Linked DNA regions of Homo sapiens: region 1 is linked to region 2. Evidence: chromatin contacts called from ENCODE Hi-C or POLR2A ChIA-PET data. All regions are on one chromosome and are shown on one strand. Each heading gives the region's core, a stretch centred on a gene start or an enhancer-like site at or near the end of the contact. The rest is flanking DNA. Distances are from core to core; before and after follow the strand shown.

The links. Hi-C counts contacts between places; a loop is a spot of excess contacts on that map. ChIA-PET counts read pairs that join two places held with the same protein, here RNA polymerase II (POLR2A). Pooled maps may share reads with other maps.
Region 1: a loop to region 2 is called in a pooled map, with 9 times the contacts of the local background. The contact joins two enhancer-like sites. A Hi-C loop is called at or near these places in 2 of 50 pooled maps. POLR2A ChIA-PET finds 5 or more read pairs at or near these places in 3 of 52 experiments (A549, H1 and WTC11).

What each region holds. Positions count from the first base shown.
Region 1 is chr7:74,632,285-74,634,984 of GRCh38, reverse strand. No RefSeq gene overlaps it. Among named protein-coding and RNA genes, the nearest start is that of GTF2I, 24 kb to the left of the region's middle. Within about 2 kb of position 1,289, at least 2 of the 41 ENCODE cell types and tissues checked have a DNase peak (open chromatin) inside an H3K27ac peak, as active enhancers do.
Region 2 is chr7:74,493,917-74,496,616 of GRCh38, reverse strand. All of the region lies in intron 1 of GTF2IRD1 (GTF2I repeat domain containing 1), which reads right to left. Among named protein-coding and RNA genes, the nearest start is that of WBSCR23, 37 kb to the left of the region's middle. RefSeq lists an enhancer at 904-1,502. Within about 2 kb of position 1,281, at least 3 of the 41 ENCODE cell types and tissues checked have a DNase peak (open chromatin) inside an H3K27ac peak, as active enhancers do.

The DNA.
Region 1 (2,700 bases), core at 40-2,539, 140 kb before region 2:
CGGCTCACTGCAAGCTCCGCCTCCCAGGTTCATGCCATTCTCCTGCCTCAGCCTCCCGAGTAGCTGGGACTACAGGTGCCCATCACCACACCCGGCTAATTTTTTGTATTTTTAGTAGAGACGGGGTTTCACCATGTTAGCCAGGATGGTCTCGATCTCCTGACCTCATGATCTACCCGCCTCGGCCTCCCGAAGTGCTGGGATTACAGGTGTGAGCCACCGCGCCCAGCCAATTTTTTGTATTTGAGAGTCAGGAGTTCAAGACCAGCCTGGACAACATGGTGAAACCCTGTCTCTACTAAAGATATAAAAATTAGCCAGGAGGGCTGGGCATGGTAGCTCATGCCTGTAATCCCAGCACTTTGGGAGGCCGAGGCGGGTGGATCACCTGAGGTCAGGAGTTTGCGACCAGCCTGGCCAACATGGTGAAACCCCATCTCTACTAAAAATACAAAAATTAGCTGGGTGTGGTGGCGGGTGCCTGTAATCCCAGCTACTCGGGAGGCTAAGGCAGGAGAATCGCTTGATCCTGGGAGATGGAGGCTGCAGTGAGCTGAGATCGTGCCAGTGCACTCCAGCCTGGGTGACTCTGCCAAACACACTAAAATAAAATAAAAAATTTTAAAAATATAATAATACAACTTTTTATAGGCCGGGCGTGGTGGCTCACGTCTGTAATCCCAGCACTTTGGGAGGCCGAGGCGGGCAGATCATGAGGTCGGGAGATCGAGACCATCCTGGCTAACACGGTGAAACCCCGTCTCTACTAAAAAATATAAAAAAATTAGCCGGGCATGGTGGCGGGCACCTGTAGTCCCAGCTACTTGGGAGGCTGAGGCAGGAGAATGGCGTGAACCCGGGAGGCGGAGCTTGCAGTGAGCCGAGATCATGCCACTGCACTCCAGCCTGGGCGACAGAGAGAGACTCCTTCTCAAAAAAAAAAAAAAAGAGAAAATTAAATACAAATTAAGCAGGAGAGAGGAGAGGGACTAATACTGTATATAAAATAATCCAACTTTTTTTTTTTTAATTAAAAAAAGGACACTTAGTCCAATGGCCAGTACTGGTTCCCACTGTGGCCCTGATACCAGCAGGGCAACCAGCCACGCCTTCCAGCCCAGAGCAAAGTTTTCAGAAGATAAGAACTCTGTGGTTTTCAGCAAGGAGACAATAAGAAGTTGTTCCTAATTGGCTTCCTGTCGCAGTCCTCAGGGCACCTGCTGGTTCCAGCCTGGATCCAGCCTACCTTGACCTTTGCCAGTTGGCACCGATGTGCAGATAACCAGTGAAGCCCAGGAGCAAATCCTCAAATCCAGACCTGCAGAATGGGACGAGTCTTGTGTGAAATTCTCAGGCGAGAGCTCTGAGCCCCAAGGCCTCCTTCGCACACCCCGGCCCTGGGTCTGATCTGGTTTCACGACCTGTTTCAGCTCCATGCTGTGCCGTGAGAAACCTCTCTGCAGGTCCCTACTTGAACTTGAAAGACTTTGACCCTTCCCAGTGGCCACAAGCACATCTCACTCTGCTGTCCAGGCTGGAGTGCAGTGGCGTGATCTCGGTTCACTACAACCTCTGCCTCCCAGGTTCAAGCAATTCTCCTGCCTCGGCCTCCCAAGTAGTTGGGATTATAGGCACGTACCATCACGCCCAGCTAATTTTTTTGTATTTTTAGTTGAGATGGAGTTTCACCATGTTGGCCAGGCTGGTCTTGAACTCCTGACCTCAGGTGATCCACCCGCCTCGGCCTCCCAAAGTGTTGGGATTACAGGCGTGAGCCACCGCGCCCAGCCTAATTTTTGTATTTTTTAGTTGTATTTAAAAAAATTTTTTTTGAGGTGCAATCTCGTTCTGTTGCCCAGGCCAGACTCCAGTGGCACAATCTCAGCCCACTGCAACCTCTGCCTCCCAGGTTCAAGCGATTCTCCTGCCTCAGCCTCCTCAATAGCTGGGATTACAGGCACGCGCCACTATGCCTGCCTAATTTTTGTGTTTTTAATAGAGATGGTGTTTCACCATGTTGATCAGGCTAGTCTCAAACTCCTGCCCTCGTGATCTACCTGCCTAGGCCCCCCCAAAAGTGCTGGGATTACAGGCGTGAGCCACTGCGCCTGGCCCACAAGCATGTCTTTCTCTTCTGCTCATCCAGATGAAAAAAAACTGGAGCAGCCGTTTTGCAAAACAGGCCTTCAGTGGCCCTCACAGTTGGATTTTGTCCTGAGCTCAGTTCTATAGGAAGCGTGTGTGTATATGTGTGAATGTGTGTGTATATGTGTGAATGTGTGTATGCATGTGTGAATGTGTGTATGTATGAGTGTGTGTGTGTGTGTGTGTGTGTGGTTTACGTACTTATTGCTAAGCTTCGAATTTTCAGATTTCTGCTTTCTGGCTGTGAATTTGATGCAACACAATTATGGTTAAAAATATTTCCTGGCTGAGCACGATGGCTCATGCCTTTAATCCCAACCCTTTGGCAGGTCGAGGTGAGAGGATTGCTTGAGGCCAGGCATTTGAGACCAGTCTGGGCAACATAGTGAGACCCTCCATCTCTACACAAAATTTTAAAAAATTAGCTGGGGATGGTGGCATGTATCTGTAGTCCCAGCTACTCTGGAGCCTGAGGTGGGAGCATCGCTTGAGACCTGTAGACTGAGGCTGCTGTGAGCTGTGATTGCACCACTGCGCTCTAGCCTGGGCAACAGA
Region 2 (2,700 bases), core at 32-2,531:
CCCACATACATGCACACCCACACCCACCCACACACATGCACACCCACACATGTACACCCCCCAAACGCACACACCCACACATACATGCACACCCACACACGCACACCCACATGAACACACACACACACACATACGTGCACACCCACATGAACACACATGCACACCCACACTCAAATGCATACACACATGCACACACATTGACACCCACATGCACACACACCCACATATATCACACACATATATGCACACACACATGCACCCACACACACATGCACATACATGCACACCCCCATGCACACCCCCACCCCCACACACATGCACACCCACATACACACGCATACCCACTCACATGCATACACACATATGCAGACACCCACACACGCATGCACACCCACATGCAGACACCCCATACACATACGCACGCATAGCCACTCACATGCATACACACATACACGTACTTGTGCACACAATGCACTCACATATGCATGCACACTCACACATGCATACACACATATGCACACACATGCATGCAAACTCACATGCATGTCCACACATACAGACACATGTGTGCACACATGCACACTCACTCACACACACGCTAGTCCAAGTCCTCCTGGGGCCAGTCCCAGCACAGTCTGAATGCAGTGAAAACCTTCACAGAGAAGGTGGCTGGCCCCAGCCACAGTCGTGCTGGGACACAGAGACGCGCAGGGCATGACCTCACCCTCCAAAGGCTCACTGTCCCATCAGGAGTCACATCACAGATCAAGCTGAACCTGTCTTCCCTCCAGAGCCCCACACTCCAGTCTGCAGGCCCCTGGGTGGGCCTTGCACTCTCGCTCAGGCCTTTGCACCTGCTGTGCCCTTTTTAAGAAATGCCCTTCCCCGCTGCTGGCTCCCTCTTAGCTCTTGTGGGCTCGTCAACACCTCCTGTTGTGCCCCTCGGTTGGGCTCCCTCAGCCCCTCCTTCCCTCCTCCTCCAGGATGTGGAGGTGTCAGAGCCCCCATGCACTGGCTCCTGGAGAACAGGGCTGATTGCTTTCATCTGTGTGTGCCCGGGCCTGCTACACATAACAAGGCCTGGAAAGGCCTCCGAAGAGAGGGGCCGTTGATGCAAGTTTGGAAGAATCATGAGCCATGAAGAAGGTGAATGGTGAGGGATGGGGCAGTCCAGACAGAGGGGACAGCTCAGGCAAAGGCACTAAGGCACAAGGGAGCCCGATGGGGTGTGACGTCCGTGGTGGGGCTGGCAGGAGTGGAGCAGAACGCCGAAGTGCTCTTGGCACAGACTGCAGTCAGATTCTGGGGCTGTCCAGCGGGAAATGCTCTGAGACTGTCCTAGCCTCAGCCCAGAGCCTGGGCCTGGGCTCTGGAGGGCCCTGTCCCGCCCTTCCCAAAGGGGACACGCCCACCTGGAGCCTGCACCCACTCTCCCACCCCAGACACCTGGGTACTCAGACCCCTGGAATCCAGCTGGCAGATAAACCCCCATTCTGGGGCCCCAGGGCCCTCTTCTCTGGTCCATCCTCCTGCAATGGTTTTAAATCTGACAATACATTCTTAGGCCAGGTGTGGTGGCTCATGCCTGTAATCCAGCACTTTGAGAGGCTGAGGCAGAAGGATTGCTTGAGGCCAGGAGTTCAAGACCAGACTGGGTAACATAGTGAGACCCCCCATCTCTACAAAAAAAATTTAAAATTAGCTAGGCATGGTAGTGCATACCTGTAGTCCCAGCTACTGGGGAGGCTGAGGCAAGAGGACCACTTGAGCCCAGGAAGTGGAGGCTACAGTGAACTGTGATCACACCACTGCTCTCCAGCCTGAGTGACAGAGTGAGAACCCTGTCTCTAAAAAATAAATAAATAAGTTTTTTGGTTTTTTGTTTTTTTTAAATAGAAATGGGAGTTTCCCTATATTGCCCAGGCTGGTCTCGAACTCCTGGGCTCAAAGGATCTTCCCACCTCGGCCTCCCAAAGTGAAAAAAATAAATAAATAAGTTCTTAATACTTCTCCCAACAAGTGGTGTCATCTAATTCTCTCCTCTTGAATGTGATTTGAATAAAGACCCACTTTGAACCAACAGAATGTGTGGGCAGCGCCAACACGTGACCTCTGCAGCCAGGTCCCCAAAGGCGCTAGACTTCCCCCAGCCACTCACTCACTCTCAGACCCTTGCCCTGGACTCTGAGCTGACACGTGGGAAGCCCGACTATCCTGAGGCCACCGTGCTGGAGGGGCCGGGGGGCAGCAGAGAAGCCCAAGGGGCCCCAGCTGTTCCTCGGCTCAGGCCCCGGGCCAGCAAGTGAAACATCTTCAAAATGACCTCAAGCCCTGCTAACTTTTTATTTAGAAACGGGATCTTGCTCTGTTGCCCAGGCTGGAGTGCCGTGGTGCGATCGTAGCTCACTGCAGCCTCCAACTCCCACCGGCAACCTTTTGACTGCAATTGTAGGAGAGATTGAGTAAGACCCATCTGGCTGAGCTCAGACAACTCTCACAATGTGAAGAGTAAAAGAAGAAATGACTGTTGTTTGACACTGCTAATGTTGGGCTATTGGTTTATGCAGTCCAAGATAAATAACGGATACACCCTGAGGGCACACCAGGCTGACGCTGCTGTACCCCCCAAGAGGGGGCAGCTGTTTGGGAGAGTGGACACGGCTTGAGTTCAGGAGTTCAAGACCAGCCTGGGTAATATGG